Linked DNA regions of Homo sapiens: region 1 is linked to region 2. A link is a contact called in ENCODE Hi-C data. All regions are on one chromosome and are shown on one strand. Each heading gives the region's core, a stretch centred on a gene start or an enhancer-like site at or near the end of the contact. The rest is flanking DNA. Distances are from core to core; before and after follow the strand shown. Region 1 overlaps GRB10 (growth factor receptor bound protein 10). Region 2 holds the start of COBL (cordon-bleu WH2 repeat protein).

Evidence for each region. Hi-C counts contacts between places; a loop is a spot of excess contacts on that map.
Region 1: a map of esophagus muscularis mucosa shows a loop between it and region 2 (3-fold over the local background). The contact joins the enhancer-like site here to the promoter of COBL in region 2. A Hi-C loop is called at or near these places in 1 of 168 maps with a recorded cell type or tissue (esophagus muscularis mucosa).

Annotation. Positions count from the first base shown.
Region 1 is chr7:50,666,017-50,672,718 of GRCh38, forward strand. It overlaps GRB10 (growth factor receptor bound protein 10), which reads right to left. Exons shown (of 19, transcript NM_001350814.2): 7 at 3,706-3,847. Among named protein-coding and RNA genes, the nearest start is that of DDC, 100 kb to the left of the region's middle. RefSeq lists enhancers at 3,224-3,725, 3,726-4,225. Within about 2 kb of position 1,536, at least 19 of the 41 ENCODE cell types and tissues checked have a DNase peak (open chromatin) inside an H3K27ac peak, as active enhancers do.
Region 2 is chr7:51,312,845-51,319,457 of GRCh38, forward strand. It overlaps COBL (cordon-bleu WH2 repeat protein), which reads right to left and starts at 3,965. Exons shown (of 13, transcript NM_015198.5): 1 at 3,749-3,965. The coding sequence starts at 3,789. LOC124901633 (a long non-coding RNA gene) reads left to right here and starts at 4,140. Exons shown (of 2, transcript XR_007060324.1): 1 at 4,140-4,380; 2 at 5,203-5,488. RefSeq lists enhancers at 4,223-4,816, 4,817-5,409.

The sequences.
Region 1 (6,702 bases), core at 286-2,785, 650 kb before region 2:
GTGCAGTCATCGTGGAAGAACTTGGTAAGCCTGCCTGGGGCTGCTGCATGCTCTGGGATCCCCAGGGAGAGGACGCAAGGCAGCTGGGGAAGACCTCCCTGTCCTTCTAGATAGAATAATGGCTGCTCTCTTTTGGCACATGCCTGCCACGTCTTAGACTACCAACTACTCCATCCTGCTTCCTCTCAGATAGCTCTTCACTCTGTCACCATCGTGCTAAGCTCACGAGAGCAGGGCCCACTTTGCGGTCAACCTCTTGGTCTCAGGGTCTGGCAAAACACCCGGCCCGTTGTAGGGGCTCAAGGTGAGCGAAGGCAGAGAGCTCAGAGGGAGGCGGCATTGGAGGAATCGCGTGCTGTTGAATAGGAGGCTGAGGGCTCTTCTCTACCCATGACTACTCCCATGCAGAATTTTCCCTCCCCTCCTTCCTTTCATCAAGTCCCATTGGCCCGTAGCCTTTACAGGGCACTGAGCTTGTATCTTACATGTCTAGAAAGGAGACACACCAGAGCTGCAGGTGGAACTCAGATCCGTGAGGGCCCACAAATGCTGCAGTGAGACCACTGCCACTCTCCCACCCTGTCCCAGCACGCGGGCCAGGGGGCTCAGCATGCTGTGAGGAGCGCCAGGTCCACATCATGGTAGTTGCTTGCTCTCAGACCTGGGGTCTCTGGACACCAGCATCTGATCTCTTATCACATTACGGAGCTACCAAGGAGTCACTTAAAAAGGAGAGAGGCAGGGCCAGGCGCAGTGGCTCACATCTGTAATCCCAGCACTTTGGGAGGCCGAGGTGGGCGGATCACAAGGACAGGAGATCGAGACCATCCTGGCTAACACGGTGAAACCCCGTCTCTACTAAAAATACAAAAAATTAGCCGGGCGTGGTGGCGGGCGCCTGTAGTCCCAGCTACTCAGGAGGCTGAGGCAGGAGACTGGCGTGAACCCAGGAGGCAGAGCTTGCAGTGAGCCGAGATTGCGCCACTGCACTCCAGCAGCCTGGGCGACAGAGCGAGACTCTGTCTCAAAAAAAAAAAAAAAAAAAGGAGAGAGGCAGAAGAAAGGTACTAATGCCTGTGTGGGAATTTCAGAAGGCTTTGCCTACAAAGCTTGGGCAAGAATGATTTTTCCTTTCTCATGGAAGTTTAAATATCTCTACTTTTTCCTCCCGTTGCCTTCTTCATGAATCTGCTATTTAATAGTGAACATAATGACATGAATGAGGAAGTTTCCAATCACCTCACTATCCCATTACCTTCCATAGATTTCGTTATGCTTTCTTCTTTTCCTACGTTAACTGAGTTCTTCCCTGTGAGCAAAGCCACTTTATGTATCGGGTCCACTTTGTCAATTTTTCTACTACTTCAGAATCCTTGACTAGACCTTGGTCTCAGCATTACTTCCTCTGACTTGAATGAAGGGAAGAAGAACATCAGATTTCTCTTTTCCTCAAGCAAGGGGCAAGGAATGGAGCCAAAGCTCTTTGCCCAGCACCATCCCCCACCGTGATCCTAGATCCAAAGCCCTGGGAAGTGGCTGGAGGTTGTCCAGCACTTGCTACCGACTGCACTGAGAAAACACACTTTTCATGAGATCAGAAGTCAACACCAAGTACAGATAAAGAAATATCCCTTCAAGCAAGTCGGGAAAAAAAAAAAAAGAACAAAGAACAAGGACTTTCTACAAGTAGTTCTAGTTCTGAGTGAGAAACATCCTTCCTGGTCGTTTCTGTGGGCTTGAGGACACGAGTGACACAGACACCAATGCCACGTTCTCATGGGGAACAAGCTCTGATCCCAAGAAAAACACCAGCAGGCAAAATTCCCCGGTTTCCTTGTTCTGCTTACAAATTTGGACAATCCCTGGGGGTGGAGGCCAATTTTCTTGCCAAAGGCTGAGAGAGCCAGATAATATTTTCATGGTCTTATTTTAGAATGGGTAGCTCTGTAAACAACCTCAGTGACAAAACCCACAGACAGCTTGTCTGGATCCTTATTTGAAGCAGAAGGTCACCAGCGAGGTAGACATCCCAGATGCACTTTAGACATGTGACAAAGTGCACAAGCCCAGCCAGTGCTGGCTCCCAGATGAGGGACACTTACCTCACCTTCTAAGTTTTGATAGTGCCATAATGCAGCCTGCTCCGGGGGCCTGAGGTCAGAACGGGACCCACACTTGGGAGCCAGCGGGTATTGGAAAAAGGTCTCTCTCTCAAGAGGACAGACCTTGCATGGCACAGGACAGGCAGATTTGCAGAGAAAGGGATGGCTGGCCTGTCTTGCTTGAGAACAGCAAAGGTAGGGAAGTGAGAGCAAGTAGGGAGAAGAGATGATTCAAGTAGAAGGGCAAAATGACTTCTAAATATGCATTTAGCAGAAGGAAAGTCAAAGTCCCGGGAAGCCAATCAGCACAGTGGCTGCAATCACAGGCTCCGATTCTGAGGCCGGGTCACACTCAGCCGCACCATCAGGTCTCAGCCACACTCAGCTCAGCTGCTTACAGGGGCCTCCCTTCCCTCAACTGTGGAACAGAGGGAACATGCGTACTTAATTCATACGGGATGGCATGAGGAGTAAATGAACATATAAATAAACAAAAAATAAACATATCCACCACTTACGACAAGGCCTGGCACACAGAAATCCCTCACTCCATAAACATCAGATGGCGCAGTTGTTCTAATGATCACCTCCACCCCTAGGGGTCTTCCTCCAGAGGCTGCAGCCCATCCTGGCTCACAGCCCTGCCAACCGGTGGGGAGGAACTTTCAACCCCTTTCTCTGCCAGTTTCTCTGCTAAGCTGACTTGTTGGCTGTTTGACCTTGGACACATTACTGAAATGCTCTGTGCCTCAGTTTCCTCATATGGGGACAATGGTTGTGTCCTATCTACTTCATGGATCTACTTTAAGTAGAAACTACAAGTTCAAAAAGGAGGTTATTGCCCTGCGGGTCCAATGGAAACTCTTCTGCTTTCGGCAGATCATATTCAAAGTCAGGACTACAAGACAGAAACTCTTCAACTCCTGTGTACTGACATCCAGGTGCCCGGGTGAGCCCAGCATTTTCACACCTATTATTGAGCCAGTGGTGAAACTTTTTCAAAGAACTAAGATTCATCTTTAAACATCAAATCATTGTTATTATTTGCCATTTTTTATGAGACTTTTTCTAAAATATAAAGATAAAACAGAGTTTTGATCAATAATGAAAAGAGGTTTAATTGGTTCATGGTTCTGCAGCCTGTACAAGAATCATGGTGCGGGCATGTGCTCGGCTTCTGATGAGGACTTAGGAGCTTACAATCATGCCAGAAGGCAAAGCAGGAACTGGCGTCTCGCACAGCAGGAGTGGGAGCAAGGGGAGGAGATGACACGCACTTTTAAACAACCAGATCTCGTGAGAACTTACTATTGTGAGGACAGCACCAAGCCATGAGGAATCTACCCCTAAGATCCAATCACCTCCCACCAGGCCCTGCCTCCAAAATTGGGGATTACAATTCCACATGGGATTTGGAGGGGACAACATCCAAACTGTATCGGCCTCATAGGACAACAAGTACTGTGACAACAAGAAAAGAACTGAGAGAGAAGATCCCAGGACTTCCCGCCCTTCTTCCCAAAGTAATAATCTGGCACATCTGTGCAGATCCCAATAATCTGGCATATCCCTCAGCCTGGGCTCCAGCCAGGGGCACACTCACCTGCTTTGCGGCGGCCTGGCTCGGAGGTAAAGAACCCGGCGTGAGCACAGGGGGGCTCCCAGGGCCACAGAGTTCAGGAAAAGGATTGGGGATGGCCGGCAGAGATGAGGTTCTAAACTGCTGGTCTTCCTCCTGAAGGCGCCTGGAAGGCAGGGATAAGTGCCTGTTAAAAGCTGCCATTCCCCACATGACCCAGCCTTACCACTGTGGTGATACACCCAGAAAGCAGGACACAGGGCTTCTAGGAGTCACTGGCATGCCCACGTTCACAGTGGCATCCTTCACAAAAGCCAAAAAGTAGAGGCATCCCAAGGGTCTGCAGATGGATGAATGGATGAACAATATGTGGCATATCCATACCATGGAACACTACTCAGCCATGAAAAAGGAAGCACATTCTGACACAGGCTACGACACGGATGAACCCTGAAGACATTATGCAGAGTCAAACACACCAGTCACAAAACCAGAGACACTGTGTGATTTCACCCAGTGAGGTAGGTAGTGTATTCAAACCCATAGAAAATAGAAGGGTGGCTGCCAGGGGACTAAGGGGAGGGCAATGGGGAATCGCTGTTTATTGGGGACAGAGTTTCAGTTTCATAAGATGAGAAAGTTCTGGAGATTGTACAACCATTGTGAGTGTGCATTAATACTACCGAACTGTACCCTGAAAAAAACAGTTAATATGGTAAATTTTATGTTACATGTATTTTACTAAAACGAAAACTTTAAAAAAATTACAAGTTGTCATTCTCAGACCCAAAGGGTATTGGGTATCAATTCTCTTCTTCATTAGGCATCGGGGGCGGGGGGCGGGGTGCCGAAGTTTTGTTGTCCTGGGTGCGTGCTCATCTCAGGCAGCATTCAGTGCCTGACATGGCATCAGCTCCAAATACCTCATCCGTTTGATCAGTGAATACCTGATGTGTGAAAGTTTTCTGAATATGAGCATTTTCATGAGAACCAAGTGTTTTTCAATGTCCTTGAAATGAGCATTAATCTAATCAAATGAAAATACAAGAAAAGGCTGTGTGTTCTCATCTGAATTATGCAATGGATGGTTACTTATATAAAAAGGTTGTTGACACTGAATTAACTGGAAATTATAGCTTCATGTATCTGTCCTCGCAAAGCCTGTGTCCACATTAGAAACACACCTTGGAAACACACGCTGAATCCACACACCACCTCTACTTTCCTGGCACATCTCCAGGGGCATCTGTTCCCTCCTCCGAAAAATGCACAACCCACTTGTCACACAACTATGCAACACACACACAGTATGACGAATCAGAAGCAACTGTGAACAGCAGAGAAATCAAGTTCAAAGTCAAAGCGAATGTCAAGTGTCTGGCACCTCCCCTCTGTAGAGTAACTTCTGGCCCACACCTCCAGGGCACTCCTGGACACACAGCCTCCTCCACCCTTCCTGAGGCCACGCGGCCCTGTCTGCAGCCTCCTACCTTCAAGGAGAGGGGAGCAAACCTCACATTATCTTCACTCGGCATTTCCAATCCCTCCCCATGTTTAAACATACCTCAGAAACCCCCATCATAGGCTGTGTCCTCAAGTAATTTTTTTGACAATTTTTACGATTTCACAAAATCAACAATCCGTTAGCTTTCCCAGGAGATTTGCCACTACAGAAACACATTTTGTGACTGTATTACTTTTTCTCTTTTACCAACTTTCCCTATTTTTTAAAGGAAGATCCAGCTAACTATCCCACGTAGACCAGCAAATGATGCATGGATTTAAAATTACGAGAACTCACATGGCATGAAGGGAATCAGTGCTGCGAAATACAGGAAAGCCGTTCCTATAATGGTTTGATGACATGCCATAAAGTTTATTTTTACTGTGAACAAATCCCACTCTTCCCATAACAGCTTCAGCCTTGGCAAGGCGTCCAACTGAAACGTCTGGCCATTGTCATACAGGAGGAGATGGATAAAACGGGTGGCCAGTGCCACTTTCCCATCCACGGCTTCTAGCCAGTGACTTCACCCCAAAAAGATAATCTGACGTTTTAGTGTCCACAAAAGCTTCTCTATTTATTGGGTTGTTTTGAGCATTTTAAAAAGTCCTGTGTTGACTTTAAAGCGGCTCAGAGACATCGCCTAAGGCAAGACTAAGGGATATCACACAAAGACAAAAAATCCCCACCAAAGAGGCTCACAATAGAAGGGACAGTGACTATGGAGAGGGGTGCTGAGATTTAGGGATGTCAGGGATGGTGGCAGGAACTGCAGAGCTGAGGGGCGAGGTCCTTCTTCTCTGTGCCTTGGCTCACTTGTGTTTGTCTAGAACACATGCGTGGCCCTTGCACTCTCAAAAGCCTGGGTTCCTTCTCTGTACAGAATCGGCTCACCCATCGGCTTTCCTATGTGCAAAGCCTTCTTGCCCTTCCCAAGTGTCTCCTCTGCCCATACCCTGCCTGCCCCCCAGCTCCCTTCGGGTTGCATGGCAGCCCCCGGTAAGTTCCTCTGCAGCGTGGACCATGCTCCGTGACCTCTGGTACCCAGCAGCCTGCTCCATGGCCACTTCCCACCTGATGTGGTGAGCCCAGTTACCGCCCCGCTGTGCCACGGTTTCCTCAGCTGGGAAGCGAGGGTAACCCACACTGCCTCCCTCCGAGGGCACTGATAACAAGGAGGAGCTCATCAGCATCTGCACACAGTAAGCACTCAGCAAATGGCCTCACTTCACAAAATAATCTTTGGTGATTCCAGATTGATCTCCACATTTTTTTTTAATCCACCTGAAAGTAAGAAACAAAACTACTTATCTGAGAGGACACCAGAGAGAAGACATTGGGCCCAAGGAACAGCACCTGTGACCCTGTAGGGAGAGGGCTTTGCTGTCCCACAGAGCAAGCCTGCCCCTCCATCCCAGGGACTTAGCGCAGGTAGTCCCGGGGCACATATGGGCGAGTTCAGCCAGAACTCGAGGTTCAAGGGTCCTGGGCAACTACTCCAGCAGGGAGGCAGGCCT
Region 2 (6,613 bases), core at 2,715-5,214:
TAACAAATTTTAATCATACTTCAGTTCTATCCCCTTTATAGAACCACTGAGAAATAATAAAAATGCTCTGAGACTATGTGATATTGCAACACAGAAATGTCCAACTCTTCTAATTTATTAGTAAATATTTTAATTACAAAACATTAAAATTCCTAGGCCTACTCTCCACATTACATCAAGCAATTCTTAACTTTTACTTTCTTAAATGAATTGCCAAAATAAAGAGTAGCTCAGAAGTAATATCTTTTAAAAATAATGCTCAAATCTAACGGGAAAAGTTTTATGTAACAGTTCATTATACATGCTCTCATTTGAAAGAATGTAAACACTTTCTCTAACATGTTAGCCAAAAGCCAAAGGCCTAGAAACCTAAGCTTCCTATTATGGTGTAGAGTTAATATTTTCTTAATATCTGCATGCTTATGAGGGTTTCATACAAAATGTCACTGTGGCTGCCCCATGTCACTACCAAGAGTCACAGGCCTTCTACACTTAATACTATGTGCGGCACCGACAGGACTAGAGTAGCTCAAGTTACCCACTTCGATTAATTTTTTAAAATTTCTTTTGGTTCTAATAACTTGATTAAATAAATATAAATTTATGCAAAGAAATGAATAACAGCTATGTGTACATGAAGTCCACATTTTGACGAAACTGATTAGCAAAACTTCCACTGATTTTTACATGAGCAAACTGCTTGAATACAGCCATTGATCAAATGCACCAGCTGTTTTGACATTTCATGTCATTGGAGATTACTGTATTCTACAGAAACATGTCTTTCCTCCATAGGAAAAAAAAAATTAAGCATGGTCCTGCCAAACAGCAAGCCTTCTTCTGTCCTTTATTAACAGAGGGTCCAATGGGAAATTTAGCCCTGTGTTCTGTAACAGCCGACTACTGGGATGGCTCCTATAAATATTCAGACAAACGCAAAGTAAACAGATAAAGTAGAGAGTTAAATATACTTCAAAACCTCACCAAAAGGCAATTTGCCTTTACTTGTGTTCTGAGTATTCTGTCAATTCTTATACTTCAACTGAGCTCTAAAACTCCCTAAAAGTCACATCAAGTCTGACTTGTTAGTTTTTGCACACAGCCTCTTTCCTAAAAGAACACTTTCCCCAGGAGTCAAGGAAGTCATACATCACTGTTTTAATGAAATTCCTAGTAAAAAACATACAATTTCAATCCAAGTAAAAACGTATATTTGTGTTTTTCACAAAGATAACTAATAACTACCTGTTAATAATTTAGCCAGACACAGAGTCAGTGAGTTTACATTCACCAACCTATCTCCCTTCAGTAATCTTCTAGAAGAGCGTTTGTAGGCCACAGGGTGAAATCTCGTTAATTCACTGCACCCAGTCTAGCTTGTTTCTATACAACACAAGGAGGAGTGGTAGTTTCAGCAACAGCAACAGCTTCACCACATCAGTTTGTTATCATGTGGGAAGACAGAGGCTTACTGAAAGTTTGATTTTATAATAAACGGTTGCAGAATCAGATGGAAAACAAATTTCCCTCAAGCACACTGCAAACACTGCCTTAATCTCAGGGAACAGAGGAGTAATCTCAGTGAAGAGCCAACAGAATCTGCCTGCCACCAATAATGTACTAAAGCCACAAATTTCACAGCAATATCTAACCTTTATAATTAGCAAGCATACACCTAAATTATATAAAATATTCGAAGACCTAACACCATTTATCTCCTCAGATTTGAACACAAAATTGCTTATTAAACACGTAATTCTTGTCTGAAAAAATATAAGGATATTAACATTTTCTTGATGCTTCTTCACTGAAAGTATTAACAAATGACAAAGTGAGAACAATAGAAGTTAAAAATAATATGTCTACATTTCTTGGACAAAGATGTTCGGACAAGTAAATTAGACACTGGATATGAGTGAGGGAAAGAACTGAATGCATCAGGAATAATTTCATGTTTTCCATAGCAAAAATCCTTAGTTTTACTTTGCAATTCAAATATGAAAGCCAATCAGAGCTCTGGGAAGCCCTGAGAAGGCCAGCCCTCGACTACCTCTTGCCACACAGTACCAGGCTGAAAAGAGTGCCACGCTCTTAGGGTAAGTCCTTTCACTTCTATCATTAGACTCCCTTCAAGGATCTTACAGATACTCTTTGGATACAGTTTTGCCGGCCTTTTAAATGTTCTCTCTGTCTTCATATTTATTTATAAGGTGATAGTGACAAAATAATTCAGTGTCCTTAAATAGGCTCATTTAATAGGCTATGAAAGCCACAGATTTAAAGATACCTCTGTTTCACATTTCCCTGTTATTTTGGGATGCCTATTACCATGAAAAAGGATTTCCCACATTTACTTTCTTTCTGGGGAATTTGTTTGTTCAAAGAGAATTATATAACCACCAGTAAGTGCACTGCAAAAAAAAAAAAAGAGAGAGAGAAAGAAAACTTCTTTTTAACATTCCTCAGCTTCAGGATTATTTGATTTGCTAACCTGGCTCACCTTTTCCTGGCATTAAAGGAAAACTTTAAAATTTTAAAAAGAGCCCGACTGAAAGTCTTTTACACACTTGGGCAACACGCCCGCCTATGGGCACATGGGCAGGGTGAGTCAGTGGGACACAACTGTAACAGAAAAAAAGATTTGTTGTCCCCAAAGCTGCCTCCTTCAAGTCCAGTTGCCATAGCAGAAAGTGGGCCCATTCAGTAAGCAGGTGCAGGGCTCACCCCAACCCTCATTCCATTTGCAAGACTCATACACATTTGCTCCAGGCGAGCGAGCGAGTTCGAAGGTCCCCGGCGCGCCGCGCTGAAAACTACAAAGTCCACCGGGACTGCGCGCTACCCCGCGGCCCAGCCTGCACCGCTGGCCGGGATGAGCACGGCGCACCTGGCTCGGGGTCTGAATAATGAGCAGGGCTGCTCGTCCTGTTTGAGGGAAATTACTCTTTCTGAGAGTCAAATCCTGAATGTGACGTGTAATCCCTGCACGCAAGGTGTGGGGATAGCAAACAGAAACCGGGAGAGGTTTGGGCAAAAGCGGAATCGCGAAGACAGGGATGGGCCGCCAGACTCGCGGGTCCGCTACGGATGTCTGCGCCTCAGGCCTGGCCCCACTAGGACGCCCCTTCCACTGCCAGGGGAGACCCTGGAATAAAGGCAGGGAGGGAGAGCTGCTGCCATGAAACCCTCCGGGCAATCCGAACACCTTCCGAGAACGCGGGGCCCGGGCGGCTGCGAAGCCGGGGAGCCCTCCCCTCCACGCTGCCGGGAGAGCCGATCCTGGGGCTGCCGCCGAGGCCGGGAGAGGGAAGACTTGATGGGAACCGGCCAGGGGCAAGCCCGCAGGGAAGAGGCCGGAGTCAAAGGCCGGGCGTCCCCTCGCTCCCCGCTCCACCCCTACGGCAAACACTTGGGGGGCCTGAGGAAAGCTCGGAGCTGAGTGGGGGCTGTGCTGGCGGGGACCCCCATAAGGACGCCTGCATACAAACCACCCCGCGCGAAAAGTGCGCTCCGGCCCCGGCCCGACACGGTTACCTGGGCAACGACCCGGGTGCCCAAAGTACACAGCACGCACCACCACCCAACACCAGCACCCAACACCAGCACCGCACCACCTGCTCCACCACTACCACCAGCACCCGCTGGGGCGGCAGAGAGGGCGCCCTGCCCGGGAGCGCGCGGTGCGGACGCGGGCGTCCGAGCCCAGGGAAGCCCCCTCTCCACCCCGCCCGACCGCGGGGCCGCTTACCCGGTCGGGGGCTTGGCCGCCGAGGCGCGCGGCGCGTCCATGGTGCCGGGGGCCGGGACGCGGGCGGTGCTCCGGGCCCGCCGAGTCAGGCGCTGGCTACCGCCGCCACCGCTGCCGCCCTCATTCACTTTTTCCGCGCTGACCCATCGTCCTCCCACGCGGGCCGGCGGAGGACAGCGGCGGAGCGCGGCGGACGGAAGGGGCTGGAATCGTCTCTAGCGGGCGGGGGCGCCGGGAGCGCAGGGAGGGGCTGGCGGCGGCGCGGGGCGGGGGCGCCGGGAGCAAGGTGCGCCGCGCCCCCGCCCCGGCTGCTCTGCCGCGCCCACCGGAGCGCCGCCCCCGCCCCGCCCCGCCCCGCCTGCTCAGAGTCCCGACCCGGCCCGCGGCGAGCGTCCGGGGAAGGAATCCTCCGGCACCTGGGCCCTGCACCGACACCCGCGGGTGCGGCAGAGGGCTTCTCCCCGTGCTCCTCCACCCCTGGGGGGAGCGCGACCCTCTCTGGGCGGAGTGGGGGATCCCGGGGCCGGCGCCTCCTGGCGGAGTTGGGGGAGGGGAACCACCTGGAGCCTGGAGGCCGTGCGAGGGCGAGGTGGGCGGACCAGCCCGGGAGGACTGACGTTGGAGGGTGAGAAGTGAGTGTCCGGCACCGCTCTCTGACCTTTATCCGTGCAGCAAATGTCTAGTGCGTAGGGTCGCAAAGTGGGAGTCCCGACCGGGAGCGTCAGGAACACCTGGGAACTTGTTAGAAATGCAGATTTCTGGGGCCCACCAGGTCCCACGGAATCAGAAACAGTGCGGGCTGGAGCGCGGCCTCGCTTTGCTAACAACTCACTCGCTCTAGGTGAATGCTCGCTTAAGTTTGCCAACCTGATTCACTGGGCGCTACTGTGGCACAACCCTGCCACTCCAGTGCGGGCTGGCGGGCAGATATGCAGGTCCTGCCGGCCACGCCGGGGCCCAGAGCAAGTCAGCCAGAGGTCCCTTATCTGCCCAACTTCACCTCCACTCTCTAAGATCTTGGTTGGTATGATGGGCTGACCTATAAAAGTGGCAGTTTCATATGGTTTCAATGACTCGAATAAAAGACCAACAAGAGGCCAGATCGGGCGAGCCTGATAGCGTTGGGGGTGACGCTCCCCTTGCGATCTTGTCATTGGATGAGGTATCCAGAGGCCTGCGCAGCCTTCCTCCCTCTGATCCCCTGCTTTCTCATTAACTGAAGGGGGGGCAGACCAGTCTATATGCAAAATGTGAGTCCTTACTCGTGGCTGGCAGATCTTGGGTGCTCCCTGCTCCCACCTAGAAGGTTTCCTAAGTCCCCAGGTGGCCCTGGGGCTCACTTCCCTGCAGCCCAGCCTCCCATGAGTGGAGCGCTTTCCCGGCTCAGGGCCTCTGGCTGGGATGCTGCTCCACAGTGCTCTTCCTCCTCCTTTTCATCCCGTGGTCTCCCCAAGGAGCCTTTCCTGGCCTCTCTGTCTAAAAGCACCCTGCGGAGCACAGTGGCTTACACCTGTAACCTCAGCACTCAGGGAAGCCAAGGCCGGAGGAGCAGTTGAGCTCAGGAGTCGGAGACCAGCCTGTGCAACCTGGGAGAACTTTCTACAAAATAAAAAAATTAGCGGAGCATGGTGGCACACACCTGTAATCCCAGCTACGGGGCGGGGCGGCGAGTGGGGAGCAGGCTGGACAATGGAGTGAGATCCTGTCTTAAAACACAAAATAAAAGCAGCTCTCACTCAAGCTCCTGACTGCTGCCTTGTCCTAATTTTCTTCTGAGCATTTGTCACTGTATGTGTGTGTGTATGTGTGTATGTGTATATATATATGTGTGTGTGTATATGTGTATGTGTGTATATATGTGTGTGTTTATATTTAAATGTAAGTTTATAAAGAAATGTTTACATGTAATGTGTTATATTTATAGACATGTTTATATGAATGCATAAAATTTGTATTTATGTAAACTTATAAATATGTATATACATTATATATAAATGGAATAAAAAACATAAATAACATATCCTATTCCGCATATATTTTGCTCATGTGTTTGCCATTGGTCTCCTCCCTAGCATGTGATCTTAGCAAGCGCTGGGCCTTTGTCTGATTTATCACCCCCAGCATCTAGGGCAGTGCCTAGCAGGGTGGAGTCAGTGCTCAGTAAACAAAGGGTGCACTGAATGAATGAATCTCTTCTTGCACCTTGGGTGTGGGTATTAGAGAGTCTCTCCCAAAATCTGGGGAGCCCCTCCTTGCTCTGGACACCACCATGGGAAGGGCTGCCCAGGAGGGGCCAGAGCTGAAAACTAGACTAGGCACTGTGAGCCAGACCCCATTGAAATCCCTAAGGAGAAGTCCACCTCACAGGTGACACATACTCCAAGCACCTGGCAGAGGCAGCAAGAGGAAGTATGGTGGGGACATGGAGCAAAAGAAGCCCGGAGTGACCCAGTGTCTCAGATGCTGAGCACAGATGGCAACAGGAAGCCCGAAGCAGGTGGATGGTGAAGAGTAAGAGAGCTCCTCAACATCCAGAAAAACAATGAGAAGGAGGTGACGTGCCACCTCCAGGCCAAGATGCAACTTGCTGTTCTAGGAAAAAGGCCCAGGTGACCCTAGGCCTGGACAACCTCAGATCCTTGGAAGGCCCCCAGACATCTACTCAGAAACCCAACAGGGACCAGTTTCCAGAAATGAAGTGGAGGGTTAAGCCTGGTTAGAGCTGTCAGGATGAGACACAGAGTAAAGGTCAGACTTCTGCCAGAGGGAGGAGCTTCACGCTGTGACCCAGGGCCTGCAATCTAAATGGGCCAGGACTGCCGATCACTTGTGTCAACTGTGGGGAGGGGCACAGAGCCTGGGGGG